Linked DNA regions of Homo sapiens: region 1 is linked to region 2. Evidence: chromatin loops called from intact Hi-C (ENCODE). Cell type or tissue: heart right ventricle. All regions are shown on one strand. Each heading gives the region's core, and the rest is flanking DNA. Links, peaks and the distances in the headings are about the cores only. Region 1 has its middle 7.1 kb from the start of TREX2. Region 2 overlaps ZNF185 (zinc finger protein 185 with LIM domain).

Region 1 (5,377 bases), core at 85-5,084, 480 kb after region 2:
TGTTGGCCAGGCTCACCACCACACCCGGCTAATTTTTGTTGCATTTAGTAGAGACAGGGTTTCACCATGTTGACCAGGCTGGTCTCGAACTCCTAGCCTCAAATGTTCTGCCTGCCTCAGCCTCCCAAAGTGCTGGGATTACAGGCATGAACCACAGTGCCTGGCTATAATATGTATCAAGTATTTGTCAGTATATATGTGTCATGAGTATATGTGTGTTAGAGCGTGTGTATATATATATGTGTGTGTATTAATACAGTTGTAATGCAGTAAGCACAAACACACAGCAACTAAATGCATAAAGAAAAATGACTAGACATGAAGGAAGACTTCAAGAAAATGCAATTACAATGGAATGTTCTAATATATTGTCATTAAATCAGACAGATATAGTCAACAAAAAAAAAAACAAGTAAAAATGTAAAGGAAATTGAATAGTACAATTGTCAACTAGATTTTAGAGATATATAGAAAAGCCTGCATCTCTGAAGCAGGTGCATTTTTCAGAGTCTATAACATATTTTACAGTTATTTATGTATTCGGCCTCTGTTATCCATTGAATTGTGTCTGCCTCCCTCCTCCCCCTAAAAAAAGATATATTACAGCCCAAACCCCCAGTACCTCAGAATGGAGCCTTATTTGGGGATCTTCACAGAGGTAATCAAGTTAAAATGAGGTCATTAGGGTGGGCTGTAATCCAATATGACTGTGTCATTATAAAAAGAAGAAATGTGGACACAGCGCCTTGTATGCAGGGAGAAAGAGGGCTGTGTGAAGATGAAGGCAGAGATTGGGGAGAGGCTGCCACAAATCAAGGAACACCAAAGATGGCCAGCAAAGTCCCGGAAGCTGGGGGAGAGCCTGGAATAGATTCTCCCTCACGGCCCCCAGGGGGAACCTTGCCCTGCCAACACCTCGATCTCTGACTTCTGGCCTCCAGATCCGAGAAACAGTCCATTTCTGCTGTCGAAGCCCCCTAGTTTATGGAACTTTGCTATGGCATCCCTAGAGAACTCAAGCAGCCCCCAAACTACCTTAATTCGAAAAGGTGATATTTTAAGCAACACATCCTCAGATTATTATCCAATACAACTAAAATACACAACAAAACATGACTGGCTGGGTGTGGTAGCTCATGCCTGTAATCCCAGCCCTTTGGGAGGCCGAGGAGGGTTGATCACTTGAGCTCAGGAGTTCGAGACCAGAGGGAAACATGGCAAAACCCCATCTATACAATAAATACAAAAATTGGCAGGCTGTGGTGGCGCATGCCTGTAGTCCCAGCTATTTGGGAGAATGAGGTGGAAAGATAGTTTGAGCCCGGGAGGCGGAAGTTGCAGTGAGCCAAGATTGCGACAGTGCATTCCAACCTGGGTGACAATGAGACCCTGTCTCAAAAAAAAAAAAAAAAAAAAAAGATCATGAAATCATAATTACTCAGAAATTAAGATAAACTGCAGTATATAAGCATGAGATCAAGAAGGGAATGGAAAGCAAAATTACAAGCTATTCCTAAAGCAAAGCAAAGAAGAATGTTTAATAGCAAACCTATAGGACACAGTAAAATCTGCATTTAGCGATAATAAAGTGTCAAGCTTATTGATAGATACAATTTCAACACCAAACGCATCACTGGCCATAATGTTTAGGGTACAGATTGAATACACACTTTAATTTAAAATACCCGAATCACTCAAAAGATACTAATAAATCAAAGTTTTAAAAGATTCAGCTGGGCATGGTGGCTCACACCTGTAATCCCAGCATTTTGGGAGGCCAAAGCGGGCAGATCACCTGAGGTCAGGAGTTCGAGACCGGCCTGGCTAACATGGCAAAACCCTGTCTCTACTAAATATACAAAAATTAGCTGGGCATGGTGGCATGCGCCTGTAATCCCAGTTACTCGGGAGGCTGAGGCAAGAGAATCGCTTGAACCCAGGAGGCGGAGGTTGTGGTGAGCCAAGATCGTGCCATTGCATTCCAGCCTGGGTGACCAGAGCGAAACTTCATCTCAAAAAAAAAAAAAAAAAGATTGGACACTTCCCTTTAAACATATAATTACCTCTAAAAACTATCTGTAGCTTTGGAATATGAAAGTATGAAATTGTATTCACCCAGCCAATACTATGCCCACATATACTGCTGCTCCCTATTGAAATAGGAACGTAGTCAGTGGGTGATATTTGTAATTTTAAAAGTTCGACACATGGAAAACAATTTGGCTCTTCTAATGGGCATAGAGAGCAGCTCTCTTCGTCACCACGCAGAGATCTGCCAGGCTGATGGACAACTGGATACCCCCAGAGGATATATTTTGAATGACCTTATCCAGTGACCCATGGGTGTCATTTAACGCATGAGGCTCCCTGGAGCAGGAACTGACATACCTGCTTCCAGAGCTTTTCAGCCCTGAACGTGCACTGCAAACGCGTAAGAGTGGTACTAGCACCATTGTGAGAGCTCCCTCAAGTGTCAGCCAATGCAAATTCAGACCACCAGGAGAACATCAGATCCTTTTAGAAAAACCATGGAGAAACTGCGTTTCTCTTACAAGTTAGTTCCCATATCAAGAAGAATGCCACAGGGTGTGTCTGTAAAGTAAAAAACCCACACTCACTGCCAGCTGCCGTCACCTCAGGTTCTTGTTCTTCCTCGGCATCTTCATCGTCTTCCTCTTCAGCCTCCAGATACCCCTCTTCCCAGCCTCCCTCAGCCTGGTCTTCCATTTCTGCCTCTTCAGTGATGGGCCAGGTAAATGAAGCTCCTGAGGATCAACATCTGTACACTCTTGACTTTCTGAAATCTTAAAGAAATTATCAGAAACTGTATTAAATTTATTTTTCAAAAGTTTTCAAAACTTCATAAAACCTTAACTTATCTATCATGGAAGATATTGCTGATATCAATAATAACACACCAATTTTACTCCAAAAACCCAAAAGATATACTGGATAAATTTTAAAGATTAGAAAAAATGTCCATGCACAAAATAAATACACAGACACACATATGCTGTCTTCCTCAGTATTTTGATTGAAATGCCGTGCTGTAAATGGATTCATGTCTATGCTGCAACTTAAAATAATTTATGTTCAGCATGATACCAAGTATAAAAGGCAATTAAAGAACATGATTTTGATTCCAAAAAAATCTACATTTAGAGGGAAATTGCAGCCTTCGAGTGCCTTATGCCAAATCACAAGTGAGTGTGTGGGAGTGGCATGTGTGTGTCAGGGGAGTGTGTGTGGCACAAGTGTAAATGTGTGTGTGTGCATGTATAGGTTGTGGGGGTGGGGGTATGTGATGTATGAGTGGGGGGTGCATGTGTATGTGGTGGGGGAGTGGGGACTTGCATGTGTACCCCCAAAATTCATGTTAAAACTGAATCAACAAGGTGACAGTAGTAGGAGGTGGGGCATTTAGAAGGTGAGTAGGTCATGAGGGCTGCACCACCATGAATGAGATTAGTGCCCTTACAGGAGACCCTGTGAGGCAGCTAGTCCTTTCCACAATTCGAGGAACCAGCCCTCGCCAGACTCTGAACCTGCTGGTGCCTTGATCGTGGCCTTCCCAGACTAGAGAACTGTGAGCAATAACTGTTTGCTGTTTATAAGCCACCCAGTCTAAAGTATTTTTGTTATAGCAGCCCATAGGGACTAAGACAAAATGCAAGTAATACTCCCCAGGTTCTTGTCCCAGCTGAATCCCTTAGAAGAGGTTGATGCTCAAGAGACATTAAATGGCAAATACAAGTCTAGAATGGATTGGCACAGTGTGTACAAGTGTGTGCGAGAGTGAGTGTATGTGCAAGTGTTTGTGCATGTGTGTGGTTGTGTGTGCAACTGTGTACAGGTGTGTGTGAGTGCTAGTGTGTGCGAGCGTGTGTGGGTGTACTGTGTGTAAATATGTGTGCAGGTGTGTGCATGTGTGTGTGCAAGTGTGGGGGTGTGCTCGGGTGTGTGAGTGCTTGAGTATATGTGAGGGTGTGTGCACAAGTGTGTCTGTGTGCATGCAAGTGTGTGAGTGTACACATCTGTGAGTGGGAGGTGTGTGTTCACAAGCTGAGCTATAGGAAGCAGTGTCCCCACAATGCTGATACTGTTCCTGGAGGTCCCCTACATGAAACCTCCGCAGCTGACACTCATCAATGCTGCTTAACTTCTTTGCAACAGGCAGGGGGCAGATATCATTTACAAGAAATGCAGACGTCCCGCTGTGGTCCCGTGGCACTCCCCAACCTTCTGCTGCGGCTTTCAGCGTGCTCCCCACATTGTCTTCCGCACAAAGACAAACTGGAAATGTTATGGCCTTTGATTTTAGTATTCATCCCTCTCCATAGTGAATTCCATTTTCAATAGGCTTATGTCACATGTCCCCCAGGTACACTCCCGTGATCACCGCTGTCTCCCCACTGGCAGACACCCCTGGTGGCCTGACGGGGCTCATCAGTCAGTGATGCAGCTTGATGAGGGGCAGGCAGCTGGCCAGGGGCGAGCTGGAGCAGTGGAGTCGGTTCGCTGTTGGCTCCACAGCATCACCTTGAGTCCCATGCAAATGAGCTTGCACATTGGGAGCTCACTTCTTCCTGCTGAGTAGTATTCCGTGGTGTGGACGCACTGCGGCGTGTCCAACCACTCACCTGATGATGAACATTTGGGCTGTTTCCTGTTTGGGGCTATTATGAAAAAGCTGCTGTGAACGTTGGAGTATGAGTGTTTGTATGGTTACATCAATCCCTTTGTCTTGGGTAAGTATCTAGGAGGGGAATTGTTGGCTGATGTGGTAGGTGCATGTTTAACATTTTCGGACACTGCCGAAGTGTTTTCCCAAGTGGCTGCCCCATTTTCCCTTCCCACCAGAAAGGCACGGGCACCCCCGGTGCTCCACATCTCCTCCCTGGTAAACCAACACTTGGTGTGGTCAGTGGTTTTTGTTTTACCCATTCTAATAGATGTTAAACGTCCAGGAATTTTGAGAGCTAAACAAACACTATCATTATTAAAAAGTTAAATTATGTAAACTGACAAATTATATGAAAAATAAAGGAGATACTCAAAACTCACGTCTTCATTATTCGAGCATGCTTTACTGTTGCTGTGTGTTGACACCTGTCAGATGTGTGTGGTGGAAATCCTGGAATCTCTTCCCAAGGTCACCTTCAGTGACTTCCTGTTGGTAGCTTAAGACTGGCCAAGTGGAAGTATTATACCGCAGAGCTCGGCATGCCACGGCATGCCAGGGCTTGATGTATTACTGCTTTGTTGATTGCCTAGACTTTAGAAAGAGGTGAAGAAAATGCTAATATTGCAGATTAAACTGAAGAATGCTGGGTCTGCGGCCATTACATTATAAATAGCAAAAAAATAAATAAAAATA
Region 2 (5,377 bases), core at 111-5,110:
ACCTAATAATACCCTTTTAAATTTAGTATTATCATACATAAAATTTTTTACAAGGTTAATTTTTTTTTTTTTTTTGAGACGGAGTCTTGTTCTGTCGCCTAGGCTGACAGTGGCATGATCTCGGCTCACTGCAACCTCTGTCTCCCCAGTTCAAGCAGTTCTCCTGCCTCAGCCTCTGGAGCAGCTGGGACTACAGGCGTGTGCCACCATGTCTGGCTATTTTTTTTTTTTTGTATGTTAGTAGAGAGGGGGTTTCATCATGTTGGCCAGGCTGGTCTCGAACTCCCAGGTGCTCAAAGGAAAATTTAAGACAGTCCATGGAGGAGAAAGGTATAGACAAGGTCATGCAGATATTAAACCAGAAAGGACTTATTTCCTAAGCCAGGAATCGAACCCAGACTGCCACTGTGAAAGGGCAAAACCTTAACTACTGAGCCCAGAAGGAGTCTAGAGTAGTTAATTTTGAGCTTGCAAAGGCTTTTAACTAGTCAAGATAATTTTTAGAACTAACTATGATATGAACCCTAAAATTCCTGTTCCCTGGAAGGTAGAGACAAGGAGAAAGTACTGCCACATGGTTACAAGGTCAAGCTCCCAAGGACATAAAACAGGATGGCGACCTTGTCCAGTTTTTTGTTGGTTTCAGGGACCTGCAGCAAAGTTTGTCACTGACCAGCTTGCTGGGCCATCTTGAGCAGCAAGCTTATGGGGGCCCAAGCCCATGTTTTATCCTAAGGTACCCCTCGACACAGAAAAACGACTTTATAGCACAAAATATACCAGATTGACTACAGCTTAAGACTAGACAGCCTCAGAATTCCTTTTTGCATTAATTAAAATTTTACAGAGGAGATAAACAGTGATTTTACAATCAGTTTGCACAGAGAGAGAGAAGCCTGAAATCTGACTGGGAAGAGATATTTACCCTTTTGCTGGCATGCCAGGCTTCTGGGCTCCCTTTCCCTGAGTGGCCCTGGTGATCTGGCTCTCTGCACCATTGCCCCGGGAGCCAAGCCACAACACAAAAGAATTTTTTTTTAAAATGCACTTCAGTGTGTTGTTGTTCATTTGGAATGTTCCACTGTAAGTTATCTTTCGTAAGATGTCACCATTTCTGTAAGAATTTGCTGCCTCCCGGGCGTAATGTGTAACCCAGAAGGAACTCAGTTTTCCAGAAGCAATTAATAGGTTCCATGGAATGTTGATGGTAAGAAAGGAAGGAAAAGGTGACAAGAGTGAGCGTAGACAGCTCTTTCTAAGGAGTTTGGCTGCTGGAAGGGGAAGAGAAGCAGCTGGGGTTAGGTGGGAGGAACTAAGTTTAGAGACGCTAAAAGTGTATGTAGCAGGAGTCACCTGATCAGGTTGAACTGCAGCAGGAACAAGGAAGTTCCATTTTGACTACTATTAGTTGCAAATTGGACCCTTATGTCAACTTTTTCATCTGTAAAAAAAAAGGGATGGCCAGGCACGGTGGCTCACGCCTGTAATCCCAGCAGTTTGAGAGGCCGAGGCGGGCGGATTGCCTGAGTTCAGGAGTTCACAACCAGCCTGGCCAACAAGGTGAAGCCCCGTCTCTACTAAAATACAAAGAATTAGCCACGCGTGGCAGCGGGCGCCTGTAGTCCCAGAATCTCTGGAACCCGGGAGGCGGAGGTTGCAGTGAGTCGAGATCACACCACTGCACTCCAGCCTGGGCGACAGACCGAAACTCCGTCTCAAAAAAAAAAAAAGGGGGGCAGGGGATGAAAATGCTATTGCTTTCCAGGAATAGCTATGACTACTTCCAATAAAGAAGACAAGAAGGTTCCACATGTGAAAACTACGCGGTCACAACGATAAGTGGGCGGGTGCACGCACGCGCGCTGAGATCGTGCGTGCACAGGCCGGGGTGCGGCCGGCGTGAGTACGCCTGCGCGTGCCGCCATTTCCTGCAGCCGCAGACTCTGCCTGCGGTGCTCGCCGGGAAATGAGACGATCAACAAAGAAAATGGTTGTTTTGGGCGAGATCGACCGTGGAGAGGCTTTTTCTGCAGCAGTCCCGGTTCCTGCCGCCAGATGGCGCTCGAGGATCACAAATGGGTCTAGGGTTCTCATAATGGCCCCGCCTAAGAAATTTTGGATTCTCCTGGCCCTTCCCCCCTTTGTGGGGTCAACAGCGGATTTGGGAATCTGGTGACCAACACGTGCGCACTCCCCTACCCTTGCCCCTACCGAGCCCTCCAGGGTAGCTTGGGGGAGAAGCTCCTCCCTAGACTGCCGGGTATTTGATGAGCCTGGCCAGCGCACAGGTCTTGAGCACCATGGTCAGGGAAGAAGGCTGAATGGCTTAGGTCTTCCTAGAGAGGCCGGAGGCGGGAAAGAACTGGAGAAAGGAGAGATGGCAGTGGGAGGATGGGGACAAGAATACCAGTGTGTTTCCAGCCAGAAGACGATGTCTTTTAACACCTCATTGAAGTCGTCAGGTGACTTTGCCCTTGTCAGAAAGGAGCAGCACTGCGGGGGTCCTACTGAGGAGGAGACTGACTGCTCCTTGGGGTGGGGATTGTGCCTCCTTCCTGTCTGCCCCACTCTTGGGGAGATGAGTCCCTCCAAGTCCACGAGACATGACAGCCAGCCTACCTGCCATGGGAGAACAAAGTCTAGTCTCAGGGCACTCACTTCATAAGGGTCTTATTCTTCCTCAGCGTGTTGACTGATTTTGAGGGGAAGGATGTGGCCACCAAGGTCGGAGAGGCCTGGCAGGACAGGCCTGGAGCCCCAAGAGGTGGCCAAGGAGACCCAGCTGTACCCACTCAGCAACCTGCAGATCCCAGTACCCCAGAACAGCAGAACAGCCCCAGCGGATCTGAGCAATTCGTCAGACGAGAGAGCTGCACCAGCAGGTACGAGCCAAACTGCACTGGGACCTTACCTGCTAGAGCCAGTGTTTTTGTCCAGGGCAGCAACCCAGGACAAACCCCCACACACTAGGCATGCCTGTTTATCCTCTGCAGGTGAGTGTGGTTAGGAGCCAGAGGGAAGGAGAGAAACCAGCATCTCAGGGGTAGATATTCATGGGTTTCAGCTTGGAGCCATAGCATCAAATCTGTTAGACTAAGTCTGGCACAGAAAGGATGCACAGAGAACCAGGTTGTCTGGCAGCCAGTTCGAACCTGGAAACCTGGGTCAGGGGAGGGATATAGGTTGCTTTTTCTGTTAATGGAGATGGAAACTCTCTGAGCAAGGTGTGCCATGGTGTGGATGTGATTCACTGCCAGAAATAACAACTGTACCAGTTGGATGAGCTCTTCCACTGCCATCAGCACTGGGATGGCCATGGATTTGGACAGTAATGTAGCTCCACAGTGCTGACTCAGGGTTGCTCATTGATTGCAAGAAGTTGGCAGCAGTAGCCTGAGGAAACAGGGGCTCTGAATTTTCTGAGAGAGACCAAGAACCAAGGAACAGCCAGGTACTAGGGAACAGACAACACCAGATGCTTGTGCTTTTCTGTGAGCAGCTCAGGTCTCCCAAAGTGGTAGTTTCCTGGCTTCTGGCCTTTGTAGATCAGTGTGGATCCACACCCAATTGTGATGTTTGTGGTAGCTGTAAGAACTTTCCCAATTTTGAAATCCTAGGTGACTTGTAGCATATTTTTTCACATTTGAAAATAATTGAGTTTTGAAAATGTTTTTACAGGCAATCTAGTATCAGATTTTATATCATCCTGAAACATTCTGTCAATTGTCATTTCCAAAAATCCATGGAAAACTGGAGTTGTTGAACTGGAAACAGTGTGGTCTCAGGAAGTGCTTCACAGCCATTGCAACATGGGCAGGGCCTAGAGGGCAGGAGAGAATGCCATGATTTGATGACATTTTACCCATTCCTGCCAGGTGAACTTCATCTCCCTCTCTGTGACAGAATTTTCTGGCTCTCACATCCAGCTTTGGTCACTGGGAACCCACCTATTGGCTCTTGCACTGGCAGGACATGTGGTAGAGGCTTCCAGTTCGAGGCAGGACTGGCTGCATTTTCAAGATGTCCTTATTTCTGGTATTTTGTGGCGATCGTCCTGTCCACTTAACTGATTTTGACCCATTGCCTTGCTGTGATCTCTGTGCTCTCTCTGTCTCCCAGTTCCAGGTCATTCCCTTGACCAGCTTCCAGTCTTTCCTCATCTTGTCCCTGCCAATGAAGTATTCTGGCTCTGCCTTCACTCTCCTGCCATGATCCATTGCTTTGATAGGGTGGCTTCAGGAACAGGGTGAGGAGAGGGCTGTGCTAGCTTTATCTTGCCAAGGAACTCAGCAAAGAAAATTTTTGCTGACCTCTTGCATTCCTCAGCCTGGCTCTGGTCTCTCAAACCTAACACATGGGATGCATGCCAGCAGCCAGCCTCAGTTTCCCTCTGGTCCTTTTCTGTGTGAGGCCAGAGGTCCTTGCTTTATCACTGCCTGGAGCTGCAGTTGATGATGGTGAAAGAAGGTGCACGTGTCTTTTGAGAGCTCCCTTTGTTCCCCAGAGATTTTTTTTTCCCAAAGTGGCCATGAGTTTGGGAATAACCAGGAGCCATGGGCCGCCGGCTAGAGATGCTGCATACTAAGAGCCTCCTGTGAGCAGCCATGTACACAGTGAACACGATGGCTAAGGCCCCATCCAGCCGCCCTCAAAGAGCACATAGTCCACTAAGGAATAAGCATGATCGTAATAACCATTAGCACCTGCTGTGTGCTGAGAATGTGCAGGCACTGTTCTGCATGCCTTATGTGGACTCACTCATTTAATTCTCACACCAACTCAAGGAGGTGCTTTTATTATGGAGAAACTGAGGCAGATGGAGGTTAAGTAATTTGCTGGCAGTTTTGCAGCCAGGAAGTGGCCTAACCGAGATTAGAATCCAGACAGAGATCAGAGCCTGTACTGTTCATCGCTGTGGCATCCATACTGCCCCTCCATTTGTGATAAGCCCAGGAAGGAAAGAAACCAGGTGCTCTGATGGAGAGGGGTTAGAGCAAGGATGGTTAGGGAAAGCTTTTCTATCGAGGAGGAGACAGTTCGGCTGAGACCTGAAACATCTGGAGGAGCCTGCCTTCCAAAGAACCTGGGGAGAGGCATTGTGGACAAAGAAGATAGGGAGGAGGGCCTGAACAATGAGCCCTGTGCTTGGAGGGTACGGGGTGAGGTGAGCAGGGGGCAGGAGCTGGGCCCTGTAGGGTCTTGTAGGTGAGGGAGAGGAGGCTATTGGGAGGGCTCCTATTGCTCACATTGCAGTCCTGGGGGGATGCCCAGGGCATTTTTTCTTTTTTTTAAGAGGCGGTGTTTCACTGTGTTACCCAGGTTGTTTTTGAATTCCTGGCCTCAAGTGATCTTCCTGCCTCAGCTTCCCAAGTAGCTC

Evidence for each region. Hi-C counts contacts between places; a loop is a spot of excess contacts. Peaks named below come from ENCODE experiments on the same cell type or tissue, not always from the same donor. Only the 100,000 strongest peaks of a DNase experiment are listed, where the experiment ranks them.
Region 1: it touches region 2 in a loop (4-fold over the local background); 1 of 110 quality-filtered maps calls a loop at or near these places.

Annotation. Positions count from the first base shown.
Region 1 is chrX:153,436,274-153,441,650 of GRCh38, forward strand. No RefSeq gene overlaps it. Among named protein-coding and RNA genes, the nearest start is that of TREX2, 7.1 kb to the right of the region's middle. In heart right ventricle, for the core only: a CTCF peak has its summit at 2,480; no DNase peak of the experiment used is centred there.
Region 2 is chrX:152,957,015-152,962,391 of GRCh38, forward strand. ZNF185 (zinc finger protein 185 with LIM domain) reads left to right here. Exons shown (of 25, transcript NM_001395254.1): 19 at 2,685-2,882. Among named protein-coding and RNA genes, the nearest start is that of PNMA5, 34 kb to the right of the region's middle. RefSeq lists enhancers at 2,145-2,194, 2,205-2,334. In heart right ventricle, for the core only: a CTCF peak has its summit at 2,046 (motif pointing right); a DNase peak (open chromatin) is centred at 2,027; H3K4me3 peaks cover 1,002 bases; H3K27ac peaks cover 1,287 bases.